Regions from separate parts of the Homo sapiens genome. Here regions 1, 2, 3 and 4 are each linked to region 5. Evidence: chromatin contacts called from ENCODE Hi-C or POLR2A ChIA-PET data. All regions are on one chromosome and are shown on one strand. Each heading gives the region's core, a stretch centred on a gene start or an enhancer-like site at or near the end of the contact. The rest is flanking DNA. Distances are from core to core; before and after follow the strand shown. Region 1 has its middle 100 kb from the start of TMEM30B. Region 2 has its middle 29 kb from the start of TMEM30B. Region 3 has its middle 120 kb from the start of SLC38A6. Region 4 has its middle 100 kb from the start of SLC38A6. Region 5 overlaps MNAT1 (MNAT1 component of CDK activating kinase).

Region 1 (3,838 bases), core at 1,216-3,715, 420 kb after region 5:
AATCACCAAATCAGCCCCTCATAGAACAAAAGGTGTCATTTCTGCAGAATGTGGTAATTTCCATTAAGGTTTTTGCACGTAGATAGTGCTTTCTCTTTGTGAGCGAGGTTGCCCTTATTTTTCACCACCTAGTTTTCGGTTTCAACAATGCTCATCTTTCCATCTCTTCTATGTCTTCATGCCTTTTTTTTTTTTTTTTTTTTTTTTTTTTTTTTTTTGAGACGGAGTCTTGCTCTGTCACCAGGCTGGAGGGGTGCAGTGGTGCAATCTCAGCTCACTGCAACCTCCGCCTCCCAGGTTCAAGCGATTCTCCTGCCTCAGCCTCCCCAAGTAGCTGGGACTACAGGCACTTGCCACCATGCCCAGCTAATTTTTGTATTTTTAGTAGAGATGGGGTTTCACCATGTTGGCCAGGATGGTCTCGATCTCTTGACCTCGCCTATAATCCCAGCACTTTGGGTGTCCAAGGTGGGTGGATCATGCCTTATTCTTATTGATTTCTCAGCACTTGAACTTATTCCATCCACAGACATTTCTTTTATTTCTATGGTCTGTTGCTTGGGAGATAGCATAGGTTCTCTTGATTCTCTCAAAATGCTTTACTTCAATTTCCCCCCTCAATACACAAAGCTTTTCTTTCCCATGCCCTGCTTGTGATGCTTAGACATGTTGGAGATGTTGAATGAATTCTTTTTAATACACAACACTTTACAAATGTGAAAGAATAGGAAAATATAACCTCGTAGGATGACCCAGTTGGTTGTGATAAGTAGATTAGTTAGAATAACACATCTGCAAGGTAGTAGGGCAGATGCGTGGAATATGTGCATGTGGCATTTTGTGAATCCTGACAAGACTCAGTTCAGCTGGGTGCCATCTTCTATGTTAATCTAGTTTTCTCTTGCAGATAAAATTGCCTATGAGAAACTTGAATTATGTTCACATTGTCCCCAATACTTTAATTCAATCACAATAAATTCACATTTTAAAAACAAGTGTTAATAACCAACTGTATATGTACCTCTGTTCATGTATTTTCTCATTTGATCATGTTAATAATTCTGGGAGGTAGATAGGAAAGTTAATATTCCCATTACACGGATGGAAAAAACTGACTCTGAGGAATGTCCCACAGCTTGGAAATGAGTCTGGAAATACCAGAAGTTAAGATAAGAGCTCTGACCACGTTTAAGTCCCTGTTCCTACTAGTTCCTAAAGCCAGTTCAACTCACTGTCTTCTGCAAGTTGGGTGTTGTGAGCCAAGGAATTTTCTTCTTTTGCTTAAAGTAGTTTGAGGTGGGTTTTTGGGTTGTTTTGTTTTGTTTTGTTTTGTTTGAGACAGAGTTTCACTCTTGTCACCCAGGCTGGAGTGCAGTGGCACTATCTCGGCTCACTGCAACCTCTACCTCCCGGGTTCAAGTGATTCTCCTGCCTCAGCCTCCCAAGTAGCTGGTATTACAGGCGCCCACCAGCACGCCCGGCTGATTTTTGTATTTTTAGTAGAGACAGGGTTTCACCATGTTGGCCAGGCTAGTCTCGAACTCCTGACCTCAGGTGATCCACCCGCCTCAGCCTCCCAAAGTGCTGGAATTACAGGCATGAGCCACCGCGCCTGGCCTCCAGGTGGGTTTTTTGAGTAATGCAGAGCCTCAGTGAATATGGGGTTACCTAGGTAATATTCAAATTCTCTACCAGCTCTGACTTTCTGCCACGTTTTGATTTTTAAACTAACTCTCTTCAGGTAGAGGGCACTGTAAACTTCAAGGTTTGCCTTTGAAACAGGAGGCTCTGCCTGTGCCGTGCTGTGCTGCAGGCACAGGATAAAGGAAAATTGTTCCTTCATCCCCTGGGTGCTGGCGGAGAAAGTCCCCGGTCAGAGAAGCTGGGAACTTTCTTTTGGAGGGGATTGGCTAGGTTTGCACCCATTTAGACATGGCCTTTTCTAAAGACAGTGACCCTTCACTGTTCCTGTCACTGCCATTGCGATCTGTGTCATCAGCCTTGCTCACCGGCAGAGCAGATGCTCTGGGTGTAGTGGATCCTCCTCTTTCCCCTAGTCCTGTGGTGTCCCGACTGCTCCCAGTCAAACCCAGCCGAGTGACAGGAAGGGATTCCAACATTGGGCTCAAGCATGACTACTCCTGCTGCTGCTCTTCAGTGAGCACCCCTCCGTGCCCTGGGCCTCTGAGAAGCACTTCACATATTCATTCATTACTTTCACTGGTATTTGTTGAGAGCCCATCATGTGCCAGGATGATTCTTTTTTGTGTGGTTTATTTCATTTACTTCCTACAATTGGAATGCCCAAACAGACTGGCTCCAAGCCCACGCGCCTACCCCTGTGCCTTTCTGCTTCTCTCATTCAAGGTTGCTAGACACTCAGTCTGCCCCAATCATTTTCCTACTTACTGGAGACCTGAAAAACTTGTCAATGACCTTCCCATGACCGGGATAACAATTTCTAAACTTGTCACTGCCTGTTATGTGTGGGTACAGATGTATTTCCCTTCCACTTTGATAGCATATGCATGAGTGTCACCTTTGTGCAGGTTTTGATGAGCTTTAGGCTCCCTTCCTCCCCCCGCCCCTTCCTGTCTTTCTTTCTTTCTTATTTTCAAATTCATGCACTGGGACCTGCTCTACAAACTTGAGAGAAAAAGTGAAAGAACAAAGAAGGCAGAGCAATCTAAATACCGAAAGTGTTTTTTTTTTTTTTAAACTTCATGAATGGGGCCTTTGAACTCGCCAGCCATAGCTCCTTCCTAACCTGTACCTTTCATGTCCTGTTTCCAGCTGGCATGGAAAATCTGAGGTGCCCTGGTCCTGAGCCTGTGCTGAAACCTGGCCGTGGGTTGTGTCTCTCATTCCTCCATCAGCAGTGGCAGCCACAGTTGCTGGAGCGGAGGTGAGCCAGGCACTTCCTGCCAGGCGCTAAAGTCCATTGCAACAGTCACAGAACCAAGCTGGGAAGGGAAACAAGCCTGCATGAGCCTTTGCCCAATGTGCCCAAGGACAGCCACAACAAAAAAGGACGAGGAGAAATTCTTGCATCCAGTGGGCATGGGGCTGGGGAGGAAGGGGGTGTTTCTGGGTGCTGGGACTTTCTGCCATGACTATAACCCAGGTTCTCAGCACAAGGGATGTGATTCATGGCCAAGAAATTCCCCATGGCCTTGGATGACATTTACATTGATTACTTCTGAGTCACATTTCTGGGAGAATATTTTTTTTTTCTCACCAAAGGCAAACTGAAGGGAAAATGGCATGGATAGTGGTTTGGAGACAACAGAGGAAATGGGGTCACTTGTGTTATTAGTAGAAGAGTTAAAGACATGCAAGAATGGAAAGAAAAACAAGGCCAAAAAGAAAGGACATTAAGAGGTGGGAATCATCTCCGAGTGGAATGAGGAGAATTGAGGTCTCAGGATTTGTAGTTTCATAACTCTGGGGATGAAGGGATGGGGGCAGCCGAAATGGACTCTGCCCTTTTGTCTCTTGTAACGACAGAAATTTAGAATGTAAGAGTTGGGGCCATCACTCACGCATTTATTTCACAAGTATTTGTTGAGCACCTTTGGTCTTCCAGATTCTAGGCACGGGAGATGTAGTGGGGGAACAATGTAAAGTCCTGCCCTGGTGGCATTTATCTCAGTGGAAGAGAAAGACAACAAAGGAATGGCCAATCAAATGGTACATTTTAATTCGACCCTTTTGACTTATTAACAGAAATGCAACAGATCCAGGATGGTGAGAACATGCACACTTTGCTGCACCAGGGGGGAGGACAAAGGAATGTGACTCGTCAGTGGCACTGGACTTCAGCAGTTCAAAGGGTTGT
Region 2 (3,644 bases), core at 841-3,340, 500 kb after region 5:
GGTACCAATGTAGGTTCATCGATTGTAACAAATGTACCACTTTGGTGGGTTGTTAGTGGGGGAGGTTGTAGGCATGTGGGGCAAGAAGTAGATGGGAACTCTCTATATTTTCTGCTCAATTTTTCTGTAAACCTAAAACTTCTCTAAAAAAGCCATTTTTTAAAAAAAGGTCTAGCATATTTTAAAAAAAGATATAAAGGAAGCAGAGTGAAAGTGGATCTTTTAAACATTTGATTTAAATATCAGTGTTCAGCCACTGAGAGGTTTGGAGTAGTCAAAAAGGGATGTTTTATTTTTTAAATTTTTGTGGGTACATAATAGGTGTATATATTTTGTGGGTACATAGTAGGTGTATATATTTATGGAGTACATGAGCTACTTTGATACAGGCATGCAATGTGTAATAATCACATCAAGGAAAATGGGTATCCATCCCCTCAAGCGTTTATCCTTTGTGTTACAAACAATCCAGCTAGACTCTTTTATTTTTAAATGTACAATTAAATTGTTACTGACTATAGTCACCCTGTTGTGCTATCAAGTACTAGGTCTTATTCGTTCTTTCTAATTATTTTTTGTACCCATTAACCATCCCACTTTCCCTCCACTACCCTTCCCACCCTCTGATAACCATCCTTCTATTCTCTATCTTCATGAGTTCAGTGGTTTTGATCTTTAGCTCCCACAAATAAGTCAGATCACGGGAAGTTTGTCTTTCTGTGCCTGGCTTATTTCACTTAACAAAATGACCTACTGTTCCATTCATGTTGTTGAAAATGGTGGGATCTCTTTCTTTCTTATGGCTGAATGGTATTCCATTGCATATATATGCCACATTTTCTTTATCTGTTCATCTGTGGATGGACACTCAGGTTGCTTCCAAATCTTGGCTATTGTGAACAGTGCTGCAACAAATATGGGAGTGCAGATATCTCTTGGACATACTGATTTCCTTTCCTTTGGGTACATACCCAGCAGTGGGATTGCTGGACCATAGGGTAGCTCTATTTTTAGTTTTTTGAGGAACACTAAATCATTCTGTAAAGTGGTCGTACTAATTAACATTCCCAACAAAACTGTATAAGGGTCTTTTTTTTTTTTTTATTTGTTTTGAGATGGAGTTTCGCTCTGTCGCCCAGGCTGGAGTACAGTGGCACAATCTTGGCTCACTGTAACCTCCACCTACTGACTTCAAGCAATTCTCCTGCCTCAGCCTCCTGAGTAGCTGGGATTACAGGTGCACGCCACCACGCCCAGCTAATTTCTGTATTTTTAGTAGAGACAGGGTTTCACCATGTTGGTCAGGCTGGTCGCGAACTCCTGACCTCGTGATCTGCCTGCCTCAGCCTCCCAAAGTGCTGGGATTACAGGCATGAGCCACCGTGCCCAGCCGAGGGTCTTATTTTTAACATGTCTTTTTTGATCCAGCTCCATCCTCACCAGATTGCTTCCCTCAGTATGGAAACCCATGCCTGCCTCCCTTGGTGTCATATCAGAACTTGGCCGTGGGGCAGCATGATTCCTCGTTGGTCTGTCCTGTGGCTTCAGGAGAAGGCCTTGCTCTGTGGGGAGGAAGGAAGACCGTGACTTTCTCCAGCACACCTTTCCCATGCACCCACAGATTTGGGATCTGGTCTCAACAACCCATGTGAATTTGCTCTGAGTTCCTGACAGAGGAAGCTGCTAAAGTTAAGAACTAACTTCCACCCTTAGTGGACAATCACTTGAGATGCACCAAGGGTTGGACCACCTTGCTCTGCCAAGGTCAGAGCACTCACTGAGGCCAAGCTCCACTCTGGGATGAGATATCTGGCTGAGAGTGGCCTGGACAAATGGAAACAGAGGCAACGTGACTTCCCCTTTCCCTATTTGCACAGCTTGATAATGACACACAGAAAGGAGACACAGTGTATATGTAAGTTTAACAGCACAAGTAAAACTAATAATTTTCCAATAAGAAGTGACCAATTTATTCAAAATTTGAGAAGTTTAAAGTACAGACTTGAAGCCTACTGTTCAAACACAGTCATTATTAAAGTATACATTTCTCAAACATTGCAATCCCACCTCCAAAGCCACAGATTCTTTTCTCCTTAGTCTCTCAGGCCTGAAAGTCTTTGTCCGTATTTCTTCATTCTGCAGCCTGACGGTCACGCCCCTGGTACTGAATACACACACACAAGCAAGGGACTCTTCTGAGCGTATGGTGGGCAAGAGAGACCTCTGCTGGATGAATGATGGCAAACAAGCGCTGCTCGGCCTTAGCAGAAAAACAAGAAACAGTTTTTACAGTGGTGCTTTTGGAGGAGGAGAAAAATTGTTTTTGTTTTAAAATCACCTTTTAAACTCTATGAGATTAAAAACCAACCCCATAATATATGTTTTTTTAGGTTTCTAGAAACACCGTTTGTGGACTGTGCCATTTCTACAGCCCTTTAATACTTATGTTAAGCAATTTTTTAAGAGCTCCGTATATTCTGCACCCAGGTTCTAAGAGCAGCTTAACTGCCTAATAGCTGGACTGTTTCTTTTCTAATTGCCTGCCAGTGTTGCACATTTTCTGTGCACAGGCAGGGATGCGTGAGGCATGATTCTCATAGACCCAAAATCAGGATGGACTTCAAGACTGAGTTTTCAGAACTCCTGGGGAAAGGAGATGTGTTTGAGATAGGTCAGCAGGGGACAAAAGCATTCAAAGAAAACTTGGCACACCTTGCCAGACTTTTCCCCTTGGCTGCATATTTTCAGAATCCTTAGGTCCTTCACTGGGGTGGGGGGCAGGGAGAGTGAGTGCTTTTGAAAAGAGGAAGTTCCCTTGCACACAGCATATATCCTGATGCATTAAAATATGCTCAAGTTTGCAGTGTCCTCTTTACACACTGTGTTTCAGGGGCACAGCAAAGGCAGAGCTTGGTGGTTCAACTCTCTGCCTCTCATATAATGCCTAATTATACTGGTTTCTAATCTGACTCTGCCTAATTAGGCAACGGTGCGCAAGTTTTCCAAATTTCCTAAGCCTCGGTTTCCTCCTCTGCAAAATTGGATTGGTTGTAGTGTCCACTGCAAAGTGTTACTAGGAGAGTTTGATGAGATAATATATGGTCAGTGCTTAGCATAGTGGTGGCTGGCCTATAGTAAATGTTCAATGAACACAGGTATAATTATTAAAGGTGAGGTAAACACGTACACAAATGTTTGTGTACATGTTTCCTTCCTTCTTCCCTCCCTCCCTCCTCCCTCCCTCCCTCCCTCCCTCCCTCCCTCCCTTCCTTCCTTCCTTCCTTTCTTCTTTCAACAAATATTTATAGAGTTTCTACTATGTCGAAACTCTATGCGAGACATTGAGGAGTATAAAAAGCTGAAAAAGTTATGTTTCTATTCTCAGAGAGCTTTCAGTCTCTCTCATGTTTTATCATTTGGATATAGATCAGTGATTCTAAAAGCTGTTTGCTAACATCCCAGAATGGCCTTAGAAGAAAATTCCCCAAATTCTCAGGAAAATAAATAACAAGCTTTTACCTGAAATATTGATTTATGCCTTTCCAATCTTAAAAGACAGAAAAAGTCGTGATAAAAATCATGCTAGACCAGGCACGGTGGCTCATGCTTGTAATCTCAGCACTTTGGGAGGCCAAGGTAGGAGG
Region 3 (3,719 bases), core at 352-2,851, 350 kb after region 5:
CACTCTAAATTTATTATTCCTGAAATCGAATGAGTTGTAATCACTGATTATGGAAACATTGAGCAATTTCAAGGCAGGCTGGGGAGGAAACTTTTGTCATCAGACTCTCCTGCATTACATCCTGCCTGGCAGTGACTTAACAATTTCATTGTCTGTATTTTCACACTTGTGAAATGGGGAAATACCACTTGTATTGCAGAATTATTATGAAGATTGGAAAGAATAACCAAACAGTGCAGGACACAGAGTAGGCCCTCAAGAAATAGTTTTGGTTTTCATTGTTAAGACTTGTTTAGGGAAGGGAAGTGAGCTCCTTTAGCAGTTCAAGGTTTCCCTCCCACTCTGGGACAGGGTGGTAGAGGTATGAGAGTAGAGACTGCTGAGAGAATATGGTCTCTTTCATTGTGCTCTGTTTTCTCCTTTTGGCCTCATGGGGAGGCATGGACGGGTGTCATCAAAGGGTGACTTGAGGAAGTAGGAGAGCAAATGGCTTCTCCCTGGTTCTCAGAAGTCTAGGTCCCTCACCTGGCTCTTATCCACAATGCCTGTGCTGTTGGTAATAGTTCACGTGCACATGTCTCCTCCAGTTAGGTTGAAAAAAATCCTGCTGGCTCGCACTCCAACATGGGCTGCTTTGTATGTCTCCCTGGCAAGGCACACAGCAAATATTGGTTGTTGCCTTTGGAGGCCAGGTTAGCACAAAGCAAATAGGGCTTGGGTGGGCTCAGGGACAACTAAAGGGGTTGGATGACTAACTCCCTTTTCTGTGACCATCCCTGCCTCTTGTTTACTCCACTGAAAAAGGGCGTAGGGAGGTCAGTTGCCGCTGCTGATCTGCACAAAGGTCAAAGGCAGAGCCACCGAAAGTAGTCTGCTCCTGTTTTTGAAGCTTTCTTCTGTGGGTAATATTGCACTTTGTAAACACTTGGTACTCAATAAATTCCAGCACACATATGGAAGCAATGGTGCCAACTAGCTGGATTGAAAGTACTCGATACCCAGTGTCCAGAGCATTGGCTAATGGAGAGGAAGAGGTTCCCTCCACTTCTGACTATGGGTGTGCGGCACAAGCCCCTGGCGGGCCTCACACACCCTACTTAGCACCTGTCAATCTCCTGTCCTCTGTGAAAGAGCCTGCATTTCTCCCTGTTGGGCCCGCCACTTCTCCAGGATTTTTTCAGTGCTGTCTGTCCAAGTCTTTCTTCTGCTGGAAGTGTGGGAATGGGAAGTCAGCTCTAGCCATGGCTACAAATAATTCACCTTTCCAGCAGCCTGCGGGTTTTCTTCTTACCGGTACAACAGTGAGTCTCATTCTCAGAATCTCTGAGGCCTGGCCAGTGAGGCCCCTATTCTTCTTCCCCTGGCAGAGGCCAGCTCTGATGGTGTCCCCACCCAAAGGGCAGACACCCATGTGATTTCAGTGGTTCGGAGGAATAGGAACGGAATGGAAGGGTGAGGTCTTTTCTGCTGAAGCTCAAAGCACTGTGGATACAGGCCCATATGCGTAGCCTGAATCAGGGGCACTGAGTTCACTCTGCTCAGTTTGCTTATATGTTAGTTTATGGCAGCTGTGGTTGCAAATAGGATCAAATTGTGCAGTTTTTAATTCCGTGTAATGCTGCTGTGAAGATGGACTTAACTGCTTTTCAGTACAGTCATTATGACTCTCTTAACTTCCCTTACTCATGAAACCTAGCATGAGTCATGGCTGGAGAATCTCACTCCACCCCACGGCCCCCACTGTCCCGAGAAGCAGAAAGGCTGGGTTCCTGGGGTTTTTCTTCCTGGCAGTAAACCCCCTCCTCCCTGCAGGACTGTTATAACTGATCCACAGTTAGAACATCAGGGAGCCCATAACCACGCAGGGCGGGGGTTTCTCCTTACCAGCTTGCTCCCCATGCAGCAGGGAAGCGGGTGTCTGCTGCAAATCTCCCCGTGTGGGGGGATGGGAAGAACAATGAGGCTGAACAGACACAAAGGGAGCTGTCCTGTGCCCAGACAGCCCCAGTGACATCTTCAGGCCCAGCCAGGATCCTCCCTTCCCAAAATGGAGCCTGTTTGCTCCCAGTATTAGTAGGGCTCTTTCGATTGCAAAGGACAAAAACTCCTCACTTAGGCTGCTATATTCGTTTGCTAGGGCTGTCTTAACAAAGTCCCACAGACTGGATGGCTCAAATATGGATTGTCTCACAGTTCTGGAGACTGGAAGGCCAAGATCAAGTTGTCTGCAGGGTTGATTCCTTCTGAGGCCTCTCTCCTCAGCTTGCAGAAGACTGTCTTCTCTGCAAATGCATGTGGTCCTCCATCTGCATATGTCTATGTCTTCCTCTTTTAAAAGGACACACTCCTGTTGGATTAGGCTCCACCCTCGTGACCTCATTTAACCGTAATTGCCTCTTTAAAGACCCTATCTCCACTTAAGGTCACATTCTGAGGGACTGGGGGTTAGGACTTCAACATGCCAGTTTTCTGGTGGGAGGACAAAATTACTTGGCTTCCCAGAGCAAAAGCCTGTTTAAGGATGTTGATGGCCTGGAGCTGAGCAAGGCCAATGTGGGGCAGCCCCAGACAGCTTTCCACTTCTGTCTCCACAGCCTTTCCATTCCCTCTGGTTGAAGTCAGGTGTTTCTGTTATATGCACTCCTAACACCCCTCTGTTTTCCACATGGATTTACCACCTCTGTATTTAAATAATGTGTTGTGAAGTCATTTGGTTAATGTCCATCTTCCTGGTTAGATGGAAGCATCAGGGCCGCTAGACGAGTCACCGTCTTCTTTGCAGCAACCCTAGTACTTGGCCCAGGCTGGGCACATAAAAGATGCTCAATTCATAGTTGCTGAATTGAAAGTCCTTTGCTCTTGGTGCTTCTGCTCCTCTGCCTCCTTACTGGCCAGTCAACCCCACAGTAGCCTTGATCCACTTGGCCAGCATTTCAGACAGTCACATTCCATTATTTCACTTCATATAATTTATACTACAGGGGAGATGATATTTCTTTTACACCCATCACTAGGTTCATGGCCAAAGCCCCTATAACAAACGACAGATTAACAAGAGAAAAGCAGACAAATGTATTCAATGTAAATTTTATGTGACACAGGAGCTTTCAGAAATAAAGAGCCAAAGAAACAGGGAAACCTGTGTATTTTTATGCTTAGGTTTGATGAAGTGTGGATATCCGGTCATGAAGAAGTATGACTGGAGGACAAAAAGTTTTGATCTAATGGGAATCAACAGGGAAGGGGGACTTGGCAAGGCCCATTTGCTCATATTCTCTGTGTCCCAGTGTCTTCAGAGATAAGGACATTCATTTCCTCTGGATATAGGGAAGGCATCTTTCAAACGGTGGTCTTATGACCTTCTTCAAGGGAGAGAGATGGGAGAAAGTCTGACGGTGACTTTCCTGCTTCTGCTGTTTCCTCAAATACCAAGGTGCCGTACTTTCGTGTAGTGTGTCCTGACCCCCATCAGTACTGTAGTGTACTTAATATTCTCCTTTACAAATAATTCATGCTTTTACTTAAATAACAGATTTCAGAAGGAAATATTGTATCATAGGTTTGACATCCTGCTTATATTTAAAAATTAAAAGTTGTTAAAACAATCACATAGCTATTAAAATACATGTTTGTGTAACTGTTAAAGTTATCTCCTCAGCTGCTTGTGGGCTGCCTGTCCTCAACAGGTCCTGGAGGGAGTTAGTCTACCTGGCTTAGCT
Region 4 (3,788 bases), core at 433-2,932, 330 kb after region 5:
AGGCTAGTCTCGAACTCCTGAGCTCAAGCAATCCGCCCACTTTGGCCTCCCAAAATTCTGGGATTACAGGCGTGAGCCACCGAGCCAGGTCAAGACCTCTGGCATCTTAAGAGACTTCCTATGAGTTCCTGCCTCCAAACTTTTTTTTTTTTTTTTTTTTTTGAGACAGAGTCTCGCTCTGTCGCCCAGGCTGGAGTGCAGTGGCGGGTATTGGCTTACTGCAACCTCTGCCTCCCGGGTTCAAGCGATTCTCCTGCCTCCACCTCCTGAGTAGCTGGGATTACAGGCACACACTACTACACCTAGCTAATTTTTCTATTTTTATTAGAGGCGGGGTTTCACCATGTTGGTCAGGCTGGTCTCGAACTTCTGACCTCTGGTGATCTACCCACCTCAGCCTCCCAGAGTGCTGGGATTACAGGTGTGAGCCACTGTGCCCGGCCTCCTGCCTCCAAACTTTTGCACAAACCATTCATGTTGTTTTTCTCTTTCCCCTCCAAAGCGTTTCTTCTCCCTCAAAACCTGTTTCCACACTCAACCTCCTCTAGAAGGACTTACCTGACTATGACTTAATGTAACTGCTCCATTACTCAGGAAACCTATGCTCAACATCTTGATGCTACATTTAATTTCTCTAAATGATAAAATATACAAATTCTTGTATATTTGTATGTCTAACCACCCTGCGACAGCCTTTAGGAAAGGTTCCACATCTGCCAACTCCTTTGTATCCTCCATCCAGAACCTGCCTCCCATCCCTACTTTACCCATCCACCTCAGAGACTTCATGGTACAGTGCAGTATACTTGGTGAGTGTTGATGGTTTAAGAGTGTGCCCTGAACAACGAAGGATTTCTTTGAGGCTGAAATCCTGTGGGATCCATGGAATGGGAGTTTCACCTGTCTTTGGCTTCTGCTCCTTTCCCCAGCATGTGTAGAGCTTCTAGAACAGTCCCCAGCAAGAGAGGATCACTTGGTACACCTCTTTCTTATCCTCACTGTCTCCAGTCTCTGCTGTAGGCCTGCTAGTGATGATCAGGATACAGGTTTTAACATGGCCAAGCTGTTAATAACCTGAGATTGGGCACCATGAACAATAAGCATTAAAAGGCAATAACAACAACAACAACATAACCTGTTAATTTTATGCAGGCTTAATTTTTTAAAGAACTATTTCTTCCTAACTTGCTTTTACTCTTCTTCATCTACTTTCTCATACCTATGACTGACAATGATAAGGACACCCACCCACTATACACACCTAATTCCATCCCTCCAAATTTGATTTCGTGTTCTCTAGAGCTGGCGTGTTATGTGACCTATTGTGGGGAGAGGCTCAGCTGAGGGACTCTGTGATGCCAAATGGACAAAGGCACACTTTTTTCTCCAGGTCCCAGCCTGGTGAAAGTCATAGCACCTGAGAATTTGGAGCTGACTCTCTCCTTTGGAAATTGTGCCTTCCAAAAATATATCTTACACTGCCTGTACCTGCATGCAATAGGTTTTGGTTCTTACCAACTGCAGCTTCAGTCTGAACTTGAGTTCTACCCTCATGGATGCAAATCAAAACAGCTCAGAATCAAGTCTGGGAAGCAAGTCGAAGTGGTTTGATTTGCATGGGGAGCTTTTGTCTCTGCATGAAGGCAGCCAAATTCCCTAGGCTCCCCAGCCCTCCGGAAATATGCTTTACAGGACCCGGGGGCCCAGGCCCAGTCGGGTGGGTGTGATTTGAATGTTCTCTGCTACAGCTGCTGCACCGGGCCCTGGTCACTGCTGTTGGTTTCGCTCCATTTTACTGCCTCAGAATCCCCCTGTGCATGTTAGTGGTTAATACAGCAGCCAGGAGACGCCAGACAGCTCTCGGCACCTGGTTCAAATTTAAGGCTCATTTACACATGATGTCACACACGCATTGTCAGCGCGAGGGAGGTCAGGATGGTTCATTTTGGGAAGGTTCACATTGTTGAGTCTTTACAACACTCACTGCTATTAATGCTTTAACCATCTGACTTGGATTTCGGTTTTCTGGCATGAGGTAATCCCAGGCACTAGATTTATATGCTGAATGGGAAGCCAGCAATGGTGGCTAATCATGCTGGTTTGCAGATCTGCACCTCTGGAGCCTTGGGATGGAATTAGAGGGCCACATGGCAAGTAGCAAATCATAGGCGTTTTGAGCAGGAGAGGAATTAGCCAGACCTGGAAGCAGGGGCCATAGATGGGGTGTTGTCTGAGCCAGGAAGTTTGATTGAAGAATGGAAACCAAGGTAAATTGGACAAGGATCTGGGCCCAGAGACCACAGGAATTATTCTACTTTGACCAGTGCTTTGGGTCATTGCTTGAACTGTCCTTTTGCTCATCACTCATAGAAATCCCAGACCCATCTTCCCAGGTCCAGCGTAAGTCTTTCATGTTCCATGAAGCCTTTCCTGACCACCCATCCCACAGCAGGGGCTGAGGTGGTTAGATCACCAGAGGTCAGAAGTTCGAGACCAGCCTGACCAACATGGTGAAACCCCATCTCTAATAAAAATACAAAAATTAGCTAGGCGTAGTAGTGTGTGCCTGTAATCCCAGCTACTCAGGAGGTGGAGGCAGGAGAATCGCTTGAACCCGGGAGGCAGAGGTTGCAGTAAGCCAATACCCGCCACTGCACTCCAGCCTGGGCGACAGAGCGAGACTCTGTCTCAAAAAAAAATTTCTCTCCTGAATCCCTAAGTACTTTTGTTACTGAGTACTTAATTTGTGCGACTAGCTCATTTTACCCTCACAATTCCAAAGGGAAGGCTTTATTATTTCTCTTTTACAGATGACAAGACAGGTTCAGAGAGGTTAAATAATGTATCCAGTGTCAAACTTTTAAAAGTCAGGATGGAATCCTGATTCCAAGCTTAGGTTCTGAACCACTGGGGTAGGCTGTGTAGTACTACATTTTCTGTGGAACGTGGTATCGGTAACATGGGAGAGACAGGCTGTGCCTCAGGAAGATGCCACATGGGAGTGCACAGCAGTGCTGTAGTGCCTCGTGTTTATGTGTAGTCCCAGGTGCCTGGCTGTAAACAACTGCAGGGCAGTGACCATCACCTCTGCTTTTCTGCATCCCCACACTTCCTAACACAGTGTCCCCCAAAGTGTGCATCAATGGATGGATGAATATTAGCACCCCCGCACCACCCTCACCTAAAACATACTGAAAAGTTTGAGATCTTTGGATAACCACCCCATCCCCTGCTGTTGTCTTCTGTCATACGGCTGAAATCGTAAAACTGGTCTGCCTGTCACAGCTCCAGTGAGCCTACTTACTCACTGGAAATTCAGAGAATGTCTTTAGTCCTGTTGACTGCTTTGATTTTGTTTTTTAACTTGTACCAAGACCTGTTGCCATGATGGGTCTCTGCAAATGGGCTTTCTTGTTCCATGAGTCTCTGTTTTAGTCAAGTGAAGGGCACACTCCTTTTCATTGGCCACCTCTTACTTTTCCTCCAAGAGGAGTACTCACTCCCAGAACCCTTTGCTGGGCTCTCATGCCGAGCTTAGGTGCCCCTTCAGTGTGCTTCTGCAGCACTCATTACCCCGTAGTAGCATTGTAGTTTAATTCCTGTTTGCTTGACTGAAGCAGAGACTCACCTGCAGACGCCTGTAGGTGCCTTCCACGTTGCTCAGATGAACAGTAGAGAAGGGTCAGGCCTGCCCTAGGTTTCTACCCCTCTCCTCAAGGCCCTTTCTAGTCACCACGCCACATCCTGCTCATGACTGCAGGGATCATGCCTCTGGGCCTCTGTCCATG
Region 5 (3,882 bases), core at 1,166-3,665:
ATATATAAGCAATGACATAGTATTTGGTTTTTGAGGTATAATCAGATGTCAACTAGGAAGCCTAAATGAATTGTATTGTTGATGCAGTGAAATGATTTGTAGGATAACTTATTTTATAGTATTTTTATTTTTCATATTTATTTTTAAAGAAATATAGATTATTTACATGTACAAACAAATATATATATTCTCTACAAAAAGATAAGAAAATTTAAAATTTAACAGACTTTATCAGAAATGTTTGGAGTGTTAGGTTTTCTTTTCATTTACTAAGTTGGAATATGTAAAAAAAAAAAGAATTTTGAGATGAGGACAAGTGATTGTATACCTCACTCAGTTTTTTTAGAACACAAATATGATAGTGGTTATATCATTGAAAATCAATGAAGCCTCCATCAATATGGTGCAGTGCCTCTGCACCACTGATTTATATATATTTAATGAACTTGCTGTTCTAATTTCAGGTAACTGAAGCAAACTGCATCTAGCACTAACTGGTTTACTTATAAACAATTCAGCTCATTAAAATATAAATATCTTGAAATTTACCAATATTAGATATAATTTCTTTATAAATAGTTCTACTGTGTTTACTTCCTGGTGTTAACTGACATGTTTCTAAAAAAATCATCATATTTTGGTACTGTTTCAGATAATGTTACCAAAATATGTTGTTTTATTTGATCTTATTTCTTGCTACTGATCTAGAATGGATTTGGAATAGAAGATATGGGACAAAAAAGCTTTCAAAAGTGATGGGATTTATGAAGTATGACATGCCAGATGCTGTATTTTTGAGATCTATTGGAGCATAAGTGAGGACCAGTTAAGGATCTATTTCTATATTCTTTGGGATTAGGAATATAGTTTTTAATATTTGCATTTTTTAAAAAATGTATTTTAAAATAGATTTATTTTAAGCATGTCTATTATGTTTTATTGAAAAAATGCCACAAGATAATATTAAAAAATGTTTTGACAAAAGAAAAAAATTATACATAATACTTTCACAGAGGAGTTCTTTTAATTTTTATCTTCTTATTTGTATGTGTGTGTGCTGTGTAGTCTCAGCTGCTCTGGAGGCTGGGGTAGGAGGATTGCTTGAGCCCAGGGGGTCAAGGCTGCAGTGAGCTATGAGTGTGCCACTATATTCCAGCCTGGGTGACAGAGTGAGGCTCTGTCTCAAAGCAAACAAACAAAAAACACTTTGGAGAATGCTGTTTTAAGTTTTGACTCAGTAACTAATTTTGTAAGAAATTTCATATTACTCTACCATTGTACTACTTATTATTATTATTTTTTGAGATGGAGTCTCACTCTGTTGCCCAGGCTAGAGTGCAGTGGTGTGATCTTGGCTCACTGCAACCTCTGCCTCCTGGGTTGGAGCAGTTCTCCTGCCTCAGCTTCCCGAGTAGCTGGGATTACAGGTACGCACCACCATGCCCGACTAATTTTTGTATTTTTAGTAGAGACAGGGTTTTGCCATGTTGGCCAGGCTAGTCTTGAACTCCTGACCTCAGGTGACCCACCCACCTTGGCCTCCCAGAGTGCTGGGATTACAGGCGTGAGCCACCGCACCTGGCTTGCACTAGTTATTTATTGCTGTCTAACAAATTATCCTAAAACTAAATGGCTTAAAATAACAAACATTTATTTTCTCACGGTTCTTGTGCATCAGGAATTTGGGCATGGCTGAGCTGGGTAGTTTTGGCTCAGGGTGTCTCATGAGATTGCAATCAAGTTTCAGCTGGGGCTCTATTCATTTGAAGGCTTGACTGGAGTTGGAGGATAAACAGTTGACCATTAAACAACATGAGTTTGAAGTGTGTGTCCACTTATATGTGGATTTCAAAAAACAAAACAAATAAGAATTGAAAATACAGTATTCACAGTATGCAAAACCCCATGTATATGGAGGGCTGACTGTATTAAGCTCACTCATGTGGTTTTTGTCAGGAGTCCTCAGTTCTTTACTGTTATTTTTTGGCTAGAGGTGTCAGTTCTTTGTCACATGGGCCTCTCCTAAGGATTTCTTCAGTGTTCGCACAACATAGTAGCTTTCTTCTCCTCAGGTGGATGATTCAAGAGAGAGACAAACAGAAGCCACGATGTCTTCTATGAACATCATTCAGACACCATCGTTTCTGCTGCATTCTGTTTGTTCAGAGTCCTAAATACAGCTCACATTCAGAGGAAGGGGAATTGGGCTTCCCCTTTTGATGAAAGAAGTATAAAGAATTTGTGGCCATATGTAAAACCACACCAACCACATATGTATATTTATCACTGGAATACCTTGAATCCAAGAGGGCTCCCAGTGATTTTTGTCTCCTACTTTTTATGTCCTTGCTTAGTTTCTCCCTGATTGTATCAGGGTTGCTTGTATAACCAATCGAATATGGTAGAAGTTTCTCATTTCCAAGGCTAGGTCTTTAACAAAGACTTTGTGGCTTTCCATGTGGTTACTCTCTATGTTCTTGGGCAACTTGCTGTCATGAAAGACAGTTTATGTGTCGTCAGCAGCCTTATGAAGTTCCGTGTGGTTAAGAACTGAGACCTTCTACTAACCGCCAAGTCAGTGAGCCATCTTAGTCTTCAGTCCCAGTCCTGTCTTCAGATGACTGCAGCCCCAGCTGATATCTTGACAAATAAGCTGCTCCTGGATTCCTGACACTGAGAAATTTTGTGAGATAATAAATTGTTTATTGTTTTAAGCTGTCAAGCTTGGTGGTGTTTTGTTATGCAGCAACAGATAACTAATAGAATCCCTTCATCTTTATTAAAACAAAAGGCACATTGCCAAAAGCTGTACACATATTAGGGATTTTATTTTTTTTTTAATAATAGGGAGAAATTTCTTCTTTTTTTTTTTTTTTTTTGAGACCGAGTCTCGCTCTGTCGCCCAAGCTGGAGTTGGAGTGCAGTGGCACGATCTTGGCTCACTGCAACCTCCGCCTCCCAGGTTCAAGCGATTCTGCTGTCTCGCTCTCCTGAGTAGCTGGGACTACAGGCGTGTGCCACCACACCTGGTTGATTTTTTTTTTATTTTTAGTAGAGACGGGGTTTCACCGTGTTAGCCACGATGGTCTCGATCTCCTGACCTTGTGATCTGCCCGCCTCGGCCTCCCAAAGTGCTGGGATTATAGGCGTGAGCCACCGCGCCTGGCAATAGGGAGAAATTTCTAAGGGCGCATGTTCAACAAGCCATTGTCATTAGAGAAGTGGCTTTTGTTCAGAGGCATATGAACTACTTTTATTCAGAAGTAATCAAGGGGGAATCTAGTAGTATTGTAAAGGTAAACATTTTAATATCATGTAAGATGTGATAATAATTTAGTGTTTTTAGTGAGAATCCTGTAAGCTTCCTGTCATTGACTAAGGTCTGGATTACATTCTATAACGCATGAAGTAGCAATTTGAGAAACTAATTCTTTATAAAAATACTTTCACCTTGTTAATAGATTTGTTTCTGTAAGTAAGAAATACAGTGGAGTTGAATCTTATGTGGAATTTGTATATACGTATTTTTTTTTTCCAGAGACAAAATCTCACTCTGTTGCCTGGGCTAGAGTGCAGTGGCATGATCACGGCTCACTGTAACTTCAAACCTCTGGGCTCAGGAACCCTTCTGCCTCAACCTCCCAAGTAGCTAGGACTATAGGTGTGTGCCACCATGCCTACCTAATTTTTTTTTTTTTAGTTGCCCAGGCTGGAATGCAGTGAAGTGATCTCAGCTCACTGCAACCTCTGCCTCCCAGGTTCAAGTGATTCTTCTGCCTCAGCCTCCAGAATAGCTGGGACTGCAGGCACGTGCCACCACACCTGGCTACTTTTTGTATTTTTAGTGGAGACGGGGTTTCACCATGTTGGCCAGGATGTTCT

The links. A loop is a pair of places that touch in the nucleus more often than their neighbours do. ChIA-PET counts read pairs that join two places held with the same protein, here RNA polymerase II (POLR2A). Pooled maps may share reads with other maps.
Region 1: a loop to region 5 is called in a pooled map, with 8 times the contacts of the local background. The contact joins two enhancer-like sites. A Hi-C loop is called at or near these places in 1 of 37 single-sample maps with no recorded cell type and 10 of 50 pooled maps. POLR2A ChIA-PET finds 5 or more read pairs at or near these places in 3 of 52 experiments (A549, activated T-cell and endothelial cell of umbilical vein).
Region 2: a pooled map shows a loop between it and region 5 (3-fold over the local background). The contact joins two enhancer-like sites. A Hi-C loop is called at or near these places in 1 of 168 maps with a recorded cell type or tissue (PC-3) and 7 of 50 pooled maps. POLR2A ChIA-PET finds 5 or more read pairs at or near these places in 1 of 52 experiments (WTC11).
Region 3: a pooled map shows a loop between it and region 5 (5-fold over the local background). The contact joins two enhancer-like sites. A Hi-C loop is called at or near these places in 3 of 37 single-sample maps with no recorded cell type and 6 of 50 pooled maps.
Region 4: a pooled map shows a loop between it and region 5 (3-fold over the local background). The contact joins two enhancer-like sites. A Hi-C loop is called at or near these places in 1 of 37 single-sample maps with no recorded cell type and 3 of 50 pooled maps. POLR2A ChIA-PET finds 5 or more read pairs at or near these places in 1 of 52 experiments (OCI-LY7).

The regions. Positions count from the first base shown.
Region 1 is chr14:61,175,711-61,179,548 of GRCh38, forward strand. No RefSeq gene overlaps it. Among named protein-coding and RNA genes, the nearest start is that of TMEM30B, 100 kb to the right of the region's middle. RefSeq lists enhancers at 1,943-2,444, 2,559-3,758. Within about 2 kb of position 2,466, at least 10 of the 41 ENCODE cell types and tissues checked have a DNase peak (open chromatin) inside an H3K27ac peak, as active enhancers do.
Region 2 is chr14:61,250,746-61,254,389 of GRCh38, forward strand. It overlaps a transcript of PRKCH not described here. Among named protein-coding and RNA genes, the nearest start is that of TMEM30B, 29 kb to the right of the region's middle. Within about 2 kb of position 2,091, at least 5 of the 41 ENCODE cell types and tissues checked have a DNase peak (open chromatin) inside an H3K27ac peak, as active enhancers do.
Region 3 is chr14:61,102,235-61,105,953 of GRCh38, forward strand. No RefSeq gene overlaps it. Among named protein-coding and RNA genes, the nearest start is that of SLC38A6, 120 kb to the left of the region's middle. RefSeq lists enhancers at 1,116-2,315, 1,685-2,599. Within about 2 kb of position 1,602, at least 22 of the 41 ENCODE cell types and tissues checked have a DNase peak (open chromatin) inside an H3K27ac peak, as active enhancers do.
Region 4 is chr14:61,078,994-61,082,781 of GRCh38, forward strand. It overlaps a transcript of SLC38A6 not described here. Among named protein-coding and RNA genes, the nearest start is that of SLC38A6, 100 kb to the left of the region's middle. Within about 2 kb of position 1,683, at least 2 of the 41 ENCODE cell types and tissues checked have a DNase peak (open chromatin) inside an H3K27ac peak, as active enhancers do.
Region 5 is chr14:60,751,481-60,755,362 of GRCh38, forward strand. All of the region lies in intron 1 of MNAT1 (MNAT1 component of CDK activating kinase), which reads left to right. Among named protein-coding and RNA genes, the nearest start is that of MNAT1, 19 kb to the left of the region's middle. RefSeq lists enhancers at 1,896-2,175, 2,586-2,635. Within about 2 kb of position 2,416, at least 5 of the 41 ENCODE cell types and tissues checked have a DNase peak (open chromatin) inside an H3K27ac peak, as active enhancers do.